Regions from separate parts of the Homo sapiens genome. Here region 1 is linked to region 2. A link is a loop called in an ENCODE intact Hi-C map of the cell type or tissue named here. Cell type or tissue: Calu3. All regions are shown on one strand. Links, peaks and the distances in the headings refer to the core of each region. The heading gives the core; the rest is flanking DNA. Region 1 has its middle 5.4 kb from the start of KLF8. Region 2 holds the start of LOC124905193 (a long non-coding RNA gene).

What was found. A loop is a pair of places that touch in the nucleus more often than their neighbours do. Peaks named below come from ENCODE experiments on the same cell type or tissue, not always from the same donor. Only the 100,000 strongest peaks of a DNase experiment are listed, where the experiment ranks them.
Region 1: a loop joins it to region 2, with 4 times the contacts of the local background. A loop is called at or near these places in 2 of 110 quality-filtered maps.

Annotation. Positions count from the first base shown.
Region 1 is chrX:56,224,287-56,229,666 of GRCh38, forward strand. It overlaps a transcript of KLF8 not described here. Among named protein-coding and RNA genes, the nearest start is that of KLF8, 5.4 kb to the right of the region's middle. In Calu3, for the core only: no CTCF peak of the experiment used is centred there; no DNase peak of the experiment used is centred there.
Region 2 is chrX:56,027,680-56,033,059 of GRCh38, forward strand. It overlaps LOC124905193 (a long non-coding RNA gene), which reads right to left and starts at 3,947. Exons shown (of 3, transcript XR_007068247.1): 1 at 3,774-3,947; 2 at 782-1,063; 3 at 1-119. It also overlaps a transcript of KLF8 not described here. In Calu3, for the core only: no CTCF peak of the experiment used is centred there; a DNase peak (open chromatin) is centred at 2,172.

The sequences.
Region 1 (5,380 bases), core at 160-5,159, 200 kb after region 2:
TAAATGAACAGTATGATAAGATGTTGCTTTAAAAACAGTTCATCTTGTTTTATCTAATTATATCAAAACTACAAATTTGTCATAGAAAATTTGAAAAACAAAGAAGTATAATAAAGGAAATAAAAACCACCATAATCCTTCAGCTACCTACAACTACAGTACTATGTCCAACTTGATTTTTTTATTATAAAAGCAATACATGATCTTTATAGAAAAATTTTTAAGTAAGATAAAATTTTCTTATAATCCTACTAGCTATCCTTTGTTTTAATGCTAAACTGTGTTTGTTTCTGTGGCAAAGTTGAATGGCATGTGTGTCGGTCTAATAAAATGTAAATGATAGTGTAACTATACTATGTCCTGTTTTTACACTTAATATTATTATACAAATATTTTCTGTAGTGATTGAGAATTCTTGAAAAACTTAAATTTTAATGGCTATATAATGTCTATCTCTTACTCTGTTCCTGCTCTTATAACAAAATACCCCAGACCTGGTAATTTATACATAAAATAAATTTATTTACCACAGTTCTGGAGATTGGAAGGTCCAAAATCAATGTGCCAGCAGATTTGGTGTCTGGTGAGGGCTCACTGCTTCCAAGATGGTGCCTTGTTGCTGCATCCTCCAGAGGGGATGAACACTGCCTCCTCACATGTAGGAAGGGACAGATGGGTAAAAAGGGGTGAACTCGTTCCCTGAAGCCCTTTTATAAGGACACTATTCTCATCTTTGCAGGTGGAGCCCTCATAACCTAATCACCTTCCAAAAGGCCCTACCTCTTAATACCATCACATTGGGAGTTAAGATTTCAACATATGAATTTGAAGGGCACACATATACTTAGACCCTAGCAGTGCATCAATCATATGGGTGTACTATAATTTAGTTACCCAATATCTTATTATTAAACATTTAGATCTTTTCAATTTTTTCATTATTATATTTAAATCTGGGGTGACCGTCCTTTGTTTCCATCTCTGGCTTTCTGGTAATAGAGACATTTATTCTCACCCTTGCACTTGTTTACCTGGTAAACTATATGGTAAAGCACCTTGGTCTCTGTGAGATGGCATCCCTGGCCTAGGGGTCTTTATTATTTTTCTCTGATCAACCAACTAATAGGTGGTAAGGGGGTATGACAACTATGTTATGCAAGAGATAGATTATGCAATCAGGCAAATTTATGGGAGAGGACAGAAGGTGAGACCTTTGAGGGATCATGACATAGAAGGAATAGACTTGTTCTATGTTTCTCCAGGGATGAGTCACAGGACCAATAGGTGGAAATATCAAAGAGGCATATTTCAGTTCAACAAAATAATAGCAAAAATTTATACAGTGCTTAGTCTGTGGCAAGTACTCCTCTAAGCATGTTTATGTACATGTATTAAGTTAATTCTCTCAATATCCTGTGTGGTAAGTACTATCATTATGCTCACTTTACAAAGGAGGAAGCCGAGGCCCAGATAGGTTAAGTAACTTGTCCTAGGTCACACAGTTAGTAAGTGGCGAAGTCAGTATTCACATCCAGGCATTTGCAGCTCTAAATTATTCCATTCTACAAACTTTTATTACTTGTCATATGACAGGCAGTGTGTTCAGAGTTGAAAGCATAAAGATGATTGAACTACTATTAGACTCCTGGCCTCAAGGAGCTGACAGTCAAATGGATAAGACTGCCACATAAAAAGAGAGGTATACTACATTGCAGTGAGCCCTCTGAGAGAAATATGTCAGAGTGCTGTAAGAGTCAGAAGAGGGCCCATTAGCCCAAACTGGAGGTTCAAGGAAGAAGAGTAGAAGGCTTCACCTAGGCTCAGTGGAAAAATGCCATGTTCTGTTCACAATTCTGCCATGGGCACAGGAGGAGGGGGCAAGGTTGCTTCATATTTATTGATTTCGGGGTTAGACTCTCCTCTAGATCTAGGTGTCTAAATAAGGGAACTCCTGAATTGGGAGTAGAATTTAATTCAATCATGGTTTGCTAAAGTTCAATTATTTATGTTTTAACTTCATGATTTAGACCATATCTGAGTACTACCTATATCATTATTTACTTAATATGCTTCTTTAAATACACTGACATGTTTTACTTAAGTAAATTTCATCAAAAATAGCATTACCATAAATGGAAAGCTAGTTTTACTCTCCATAAATAGAAGGTAACCATACAGATAAATATATACTATTAGAAAATATTTATCTATGTACCACCTAAATCACCTGGTATGAATGCCACTGGATGAAATAACCTCTTTGAGTCCTTCCTACACCAACATTCTGTGATTGGGTGACTAAATCTTGCTAGTATGTATGTATGCATTGTTTTATTTTCAGTATATTTGTGTATATTCTCCCCACTTGTTCACATACTCCTGGCCATTTAGTTGTGTGTTTATATCATGTAAACAGGTATCGTTGCTTATATCCCCATAACATACTAATTAGACTCTTATCTTGGATCAAATAATTTATTTCACCTTAGGAAGTAAATCACTACTGCTAATCTGCCTGGCTTACTCTTTTAAATACCCTGCTGGCCTGACTTGAGAAGGGAATATCCTGTTATTGTGGCTCCAGGGTAAACTGCTCCAACTATATTTGTGGTATTGACTTGAGAGAAAAGGACTACCACAATGCAAGGCCATTTGGGCAAACAAAGGACAGAGGAAATGAAAAATGAGGCTGCAGTACTTCAATAGGTGTATTGGCAGAAAGGTTTTAAGAAAGCACCAAAGACATCCTCCCCACCCTCTTTATTCTCTCCCTTTTACTTTCTGAGGGAAGTGATAAGACTGCAATGGGAAGAAGGGTGAAGGCCAATCTCCTGTTGGCTTAGGGGACAGTGAAAGATGGATACCACCCCTCTGTTGGGGAAGTGAGAGCTGCTTGTGGTAAGTAACACAAGGATGATAAGCATGAGCTTGCCTTTGGGGGCCTTCAGAGCCCTGGCGCCTCTCTGGATTAGCTCAGTGATAAAAAAGTTCCTGTTCTATTTATGCATTTCCTTAGACAATCTCATATATTTATTTGTTTAATATTAAAGCAGTAATTCAAGTCTTTTTCTTTTTTTTTTTTTGGACAGAGTCTCACTCTGTGGCCCAGGCTGGAGTGCAGTGGTGCGACCTCAGCTCACTGCAACCTCCGCCTCCCGGGTTCAAGCAATTCTTTTGCCTCCTGAGTAGCTGGGACTACAGGTGTGCACCACCATGCCTGGCTAATTTTTGTATTTTTAGTAGAGACCAGGTTTCACCATATTGGCCAGGCTGGTCTCGAACTCCTGACCTCGTGATGAATCCGCCTTGGCCTCACAAAGTGCTGGGATTACAGGCGTGAGCCACGGTGCCCAGCCTGCAAGTCTTTTTCTTGTATACACAATAGACTCTTGCCCTGACTCAGGAATATACACTTTGGGGACAAGGCCAAGGATGTTATCCCTTTTCTGCAGGTGCAGTTTTTCTGGTTTGACTTGATTGTTGATTATAAAGTCTCTTCCCTCTTCCCTCCTCCAATTTATGGGTGTGGTGGTATCTAGGGTCTAAAATGGAGTTAAAAACCCATACATACTCAACCCCCTAGCCCCAACACACACACACACACACACACACACACACACACACACACACACCTAGTCAAGCTCCTTGCTCATAAAGATAGCAGCCTGAGGCACAACTAAATTTATAGGACTCAGCAGGCCTGCTAGAGCTTGTCTGGGATGGTGCGGTGCCAGAATTTCAAACCCTGGCCACATGTTTCTGGCCCATTGGCCATTCCTAAACCAAATTTAATCATGCCTCTGAATGTCTCAAGCAAGCAGTTTAGTTGCTGATTTTTATAAACTGGTTTATTTATACATACAGTGGCAAGGGTTATGGGGAACACAGGAGCATGTTCTCAATATCTATGACCAGAAAGAGACTCAACCTAAAGCTGGTAGTTTTCACAGTTGCCATTGCTATGAATATTAGTTAACCTTTATTGAGAGCTTTCTTTGTGCCAGACACTGTGCTTTGTAGGCTATAATCTCATTGGCGGCCAATCTAGGTTTTGTGGGGCTGGAAGCTTATACCACTTTGGGGACCATCTTTAAGAAAAACACAATGTTTGATCCCTTCTGGAGTCTTGGAAAGGGGCGTAAAGCTTAAGCTTCATTAATTTTACTGTAAAGCCACCTCTGCATCTTATTTAATCTTTTTGACAATTCTGTGAAGTAATATCTTTAAAAGAAATAGGTGAGGAAATGTTTAGAGATGTGAAGGCACTTGCCCAGGGTTGCACAGTTTGCAATCTAAATCATTGTTTTATCCCCGCAATCTCCTTCCAGGCTTTCTTCTCTCAGCTAACTAGATTTCCTTCTCCAAAATATCTTTATCCTTTGCTGGCAGTAACCTTAGTGCTGTCCTCTGGGACATGTGAGGAACTTAACACTGGTTCAACATTAGCGGAGGGGCAAAAGGTCTCCTTCTAGCTGAGCTCGCAGAAGGAATATGCTCTCTGGGGAACTGTGGAATAAGAAGAAAAGTGGGTGAGGAGGACAATTTTGTTCCCACTAGGTCTGAACTATGCCCTGGTTTTAGCTACATTTTTGTTGTTCCACAAACAACAGTGATTTAATGAATGCAGATTTTTCTGTTTGTATATTGCTTGACTTCCCTTTCATTCCCCAGCCCAGCTTTACCCAGCTGAGGTCCTAACTCCCCTCCCATCTACCCACCCTTCCTCACTTTGCCCTATTCTGCCCCACCTTCCTGTCAGGCCCAGCTTCTCAAGCCTTCTTTTTTTTATTGTTGTTGTTCTACTGGGAGCAGAGAGGGTGGAGTCCTCTTACTGAGGCTTTTCCTCCTCCCTTCCCTCCAGCCCTCAGACTGGGCTCCACCCTGGTAGTTTGTCAGCTGGCTTTCAGGAGGAGGAGAAGCGGGATGATGAAGAGGAGAAAGAGAAGAAGGGAAGAACAGCATATGTGGGCCCAGAATCGTGTCTGCATATTTCTCAGCTGCTTTTCATTAGGTTCCACACTTAATTTAACACTCCTCATCTGATTACTTGGATATATAGAGGAAAGCACAGGCTGCTTCTTCAAGCAGTCTCCCTCACGCATAAGGTGGGATGGAAGGAGTTGAAAATATCGCAGGTTGCTATTTGGTTCATGTTTATTCTAGCCAGCTAAAGAAAGGAGAGCCTGAGGTGTTTCCTAGACGGACAGGGAAATTTATCAAAACTTCTAGTTCCCCATACCTGCTCCCTCACACCCTTTCGTGTGACATAGACAACACCAACCACATGCTGATTATTTCTATGTGTCAAGAGTAAAAGAATATAAAGGCAAACTCCTGCCTTTGACATTAACTGTGGTCATGGGTTTCATAGTTCCCTGTG
Region 2 (5,380 bases), core at 159-5,158:
CCCGTCTACGTATAACTCCCAGTCTACTGATGCCCATGGCTGGTCTCGAAGATCCGGTCTGCTAGAATAGACTGAGTCCAACACCTCTACACAGTTGTGTTCAACAGGGCTGTCTGATACTGGGAGCAAGGTGGAAGGATTTAGTGTGTTACAGACTTCAATGGTTATGCGGGGGTTTTCACACAAGCTTTGGTACTTGGTTAATCTAGCATTTGTTAGCCAATGGTGTCCTTTGGTATTCATTAAAGTTACCACCACATGGGGGGCCTTTATATTTAAGTTTTGCCCAAGGGTTAGCTTATCTGCTTCTTGTGCTAACAGGGCTGTAGCTGGCAGGACTGTCAGACATGGAGGCCAGCCTTTTGAAACTCCATCTAGCTGTTTTGAGAGGTAGGCCACTGGTCTTGGCCAGGGCCCCACAGTTTGAGTTAAAACTCCAACTGCCATTTTTTCTCTTTCTGACACATAGAGTGTGAAGGGCTTGGTCAAATCTGGTAGTCCCAGAGCTGGGACTGACATAAGTTTTTCTTTTAACTTACAAAAGTCTTGCTGTTGTAGAGGCCCCCATTCAAAGGGCTCTCAGTCGCCCCCCTTTGTAACCCCATACAACAGTTTGGCTAGCACGCAAAGTTTGGAATCCATAATCTGCAAAACCCACAGCTCCTAGAAATTCCCTTACTTGCCTTCTGGTTTTATGTTCTGGTAGGCTGCAGATGACCTGCTTTCTTTCTGACCCCAGGCTGTGCTCCCCTTTCTGAATAGTGAATCCCAGGTAGCATACCTGCTGTCTGCAAATCTGAGCTTTCTTCTTGGACACCTTATATCCACAGTCCTCCAGGTGCCAAAGTAGGGCATCCATCCCTTTTGCACACCCGACTGCTGTGGAGTGTCCTAGCAGAAGGTCGTCCACGTACTGGAGCAAGACGCAGCCTAGGTCTTTAGCAGGAAACTTCTGGATGTCTCGAGCCAACGCCTCCCTGAAGATGATGCGGGAATTTTTGAACCCTTGGGGAAGCTGAGTCCAAGTGTACTGTGTGGTGACACCTGACCCCGGGTCTTCCTACTGAAAGGCAAACAGTTTTTGGTTCTCAGGAGCTAGTCTAATGCTAAAGAAGGCACCCTTCAAGTCCAGGCAAGTGAACCAGCCATCCTCAGCCAGCAGCAATCCTAACAATGTGTAAGTGTTAGGAACTGTTGGGTGCAGAGTCACAGTAGCTTGGTTAACCAAGCATAAGTCCTGTACGGGCCGATAGTCCTTGGTCCCTGGCTTGGGGACAGGTAGGAGGGGGGTGTTCCATGGAGACTGGCAAGGAACTATAATTCCAAAAGCTTTCAAGTGTCTAAAATGTGCCTGTATTCCTTCAAGAGCTTCCCTGGGAACCGGATACTGCTTTTGTCTGATTGGCTGGGCCCCAGGCTTAACTTCTATGAGTACAGGGGCTTGATTGATCACCAGCCCTGGAGGATTGTCCTCCACCAATACTCGGGGCCATTGCTTAGCTAGTGCCGGTTTTATCTCCTGACCTGGCTCGGTTAGAAAAAGGCTCCATTCTTCTCAGGGGACCATAAGGACCATGATAACTCCTGTTCCCGGTAACTTCAGCTATAAAGAGCCCTGTTTTGTAAAGGAAATGGTGGCTCTCAGCTTGCTAAGCAAGTCTCTGCCTAACAAAGGCAAGGGGCAGTCAGGCATATACAGAAATTGATGAGTCACTTTATGTCCTTCTATCCAAGCAGGTCCACGGTAGGTAGAAAACCTGCTTGGTGGAGACTCTTGCTCCTATTATATCAGCGGTTTTCTTAGATAAGGGGGCCACTGGGGTGGTTACTACTGAGTGTTCAGCACGGTATTGACCAAAAACTTAATGTCCTTGACCCCTATTGTCATCCTGACCATGGGCTCCTTGGGGGCATTTGAGCTCGATCCCCTTCAGTCTAGAAGCCCTTCGGCCAGATTAAACAAAGTCCCTTCGTCTTTTTCTATGGTCTTTTTGCTCTGCATCACCTTGCTTCTCTTTTAGTTGGGGACATTTATCTTTCCAATGTCCTATTTCTTTACAGTAGGCACATTGGTTACGCTGCAGACGTGAGCGATTGGACTGGGCATTCCTCCCAGAACACCCCTTTCCCTGTCCCTTCGTGGGGATTCCCCTAATTGCCACAGCCAGCAAATCAGCGTTCCACCTGGCCTGGCGTTCTCCCTCCTTATGGCTTTCTCTGCGGCTTGTTGCATCACTGTTTACAAATATTTGATTAGCTATCTCCAGTAACTGCGAGATATTCATTCCTGCAAAACCAGCCTGTTTTTGTAATTTCCTTTGGATATCTTCTGCACTTTGACTAACTAAGGCCATGTTAATCATATGCTGATTTTCAGGACTATCTGGATTGAAAGGAATGTACATATGATAGGCCTCACACAGTCTTTCATAGAATTGGGCTGGGCTTTCCTCCTTTCCTTGGATGACTTCAGAAACTTTATTTACGTTGGTGGCCTTTTGAGCCCCTTTTTTTCAGACCTTCAATTAATGCCTCCTGGTATTGTCTTAGCCTCTCCATATCTGGTCCTTCATTCAGATCCCATTGAGGGTCCATTCCTGGCAGCTGAATTCTTATGTATTCCTGGGGATTTTGGTAATCGGCTGGGACATGCTCCTCTAGCCATTTAGTTGCTGCCTGGAGCACCCTTCGCTTTTCATCTGTGTTAAAGAGGTACATGAGTAGCTGGTGGGAATCAGCCCAAGTAGTATTATGAGTCTGTATAATAGTTTGGAGCAAGTCAATTAGAGCTTGAGGCTTTTCAGTGTAAGATGGAGTATTATTTTTCCAATTGAGGAAGTCAGCAGAAGTGAAAGGGTGATACACAAAGGCACGCCTTTCCATCATGTGTCCATCCTCATCTATCCCAGTATATTGCTGCTCTCTCAGGGGCATTTGTGTTCCAGTCTTGGGCTGTAAGCGAGCCACCAAGGGAGGAGTTTCTCCTGCAGCTTCACTTCCTTTCTTGTCTACTCTGGGTGGTCTAGGGGCTGTGAGCTCAGGATTAGGGGGCCTCTCTGCTTGGTAAGGGAGGGGCACTGTTGGTGCCATCTCCTGCCATGAGTCTTTGGGCTCTGGGTCAGACAGAACTTTAGGGGCTGGCTTCTGTCAGCGGGTGGAGTGAGGACCTTCCTTAACTAACTGTCCCTTTGCTACTAGTACTGCTGCTGCCTGTCCTGTTAACCACTGTGGGGGATCTAAAACTAGCTGTAACCAGGAATCTATATATGGGAACTGATCTGGGTGTCCTGGCTTGCCAGTTACTTTGTGCCATACCTTTGAAACAAGAGACCTCTCCAGGCTTCCTTCTGATGGCCAACCTACCTCTAATTCTGGCCAATCTATTTCACACAAAGTTCTAAGTTTTCCTGGAGTCATAGTAACTCCATAGTCTCCTTTGAATCCTTTCTTGAAATTCTTTAACATAGTTCCCAATGGGGTGGGCTTACTTTGTGCCTGACCCATGTTTTCTCAAGACAAAATATCATGCTCACACCACACACTTACCACAAAACAAAGAACAGGTAAAGAGGGCACACACACACCTTTATCGTTTATACCAAACCAAAATCAGAGTATCAAGAAATTTAAGCCAAGTCAAAACCAAAACCAAAGTATCAAGCAATTCAAGTCAAGTCAAAACCAGAACAAAAGTGCCGATACAGGCATGCTGTGGGTGGTCAGGCCATGCTTCCACTCAGATGGAGTGGGCAAGTTTCAAAGACTATTCTTACCAAGTTTCAGATGTCTGGACTCCAAGTGCCATTTCCTTCCCTGTGTTCAGCCACTGCTTTGGTCCTCCATGGGGGCTTGCCACACACTGCTCTGGTGAGGCGTTCCACCGGGCCAATTGCCTACCCGGGAGCGCTCTTTGGATCATGTCGCTCGGGTAGGCTGGAGTCCTCTGCAGGGATGCTCCACAGGGCAGGCCTAAGCTGCCTAAGGGGCTGCCTCGGCTGTCCATCAGTCACCTCGTTTCCCAGTCAGCGAACCAAGAAATGTAGCAGGACGAGCTGCGGACAAAACCCCACAGACACCGAGGTAGTGAAGGTAGTGGCTTTAATCAGCTGGAAGGATCGGCAGACTAATGTCTCAAAATCCGAGCTCCCCGAGTGCACAATTTCTGTCCCTTTTAAGGGCTCACAACGTTAAAGATTTTACATGAAAGGGCCGTGATCGATCGAGCGATCTAGGGGGTATGTGACAGGGGCTTCATGCACCAGTAATCAGAGTGAAACAGAACAGAAGGAGAAGTTTCACAATGTCCTTCCATACAATGTCTGGAATCTATGGATAACATCGGTTGCTAGGTCATGGGTTGAATTTTAACTACCAGGTTAGGTCACGAAGGCCCAGACCTGGTTTTGGGTCTGGTTTTGGGTCTGGTGCCTGGCGCCGGGCTGCCTGCCTTTGGTTTCCACTTCCTTGTTTCTTCTTAAAACAGGTACCGAGTATAAAACAATATAAAACAATATGAGGGGTCTCTTTTTCTCTTCTCTCACCTTGGCCTCCCAAAGTGCTGGTGATTACAGGCATGAGCCACCATTCCTGGCCCTTAAATATTTGTTTTATTTGGTTTTTGTTGTATATGCCTCAAGTCTTTCATTTTTTTATTGAGGTATAATTTATATTTAGTAAAATTTATTCTTTTTACATCTACAGTTCTTTGAAATTTGGCAATGTATACCATTCTGTAACCACCACTATAATCAAGATAAATAATGTTTCTGTCACCTGAAAAGGCTCCCTTGTGCTCTTTTGTAATCAACTCCTCCCTCTAATTCCCAGCCTTTATCAACTACTGATAAGATCTCTTTCACTGCAATTTTGTTCATTATAAACTGTTATATAAGTGAAATTATAAGTTTATAGCCTTTTGATTCTTGCTTCTTTTACTCAACATTTTTCTCAAGATTCATCTGTGTTGTTGTGCATGTCAGTAATTCTTTATTGTTGTTGTTCAGTAGTTTTCTATTGTATGAATATAGCAATTTGTTTATCCATTTATCTATAGATGGACACTTCAGTAGTTTCCAATATTTAGTGACTATGAATAAAGCTGTTTTAAACATTTGCAGACAGATTTTCCTGTGGACAGATTTGTGTTTGTATTTTGGGATGGGTAAATACCTAAGAGTGGAATTACTAGGGATTATGTTAAGTAAATGTTCAACTTTACTACCAACTGCCAAACTGTTTTCCAGACTGGCTTTAAAATTTCTCAGTCCTACCAACAATGTATTAGAACTTCATTGCTCCACATCCTTGCCACCATTTGTGTTTTTAAATTTTATAATACATTAACAAATAATAATTCTATATATTTATGAGGAACATATGA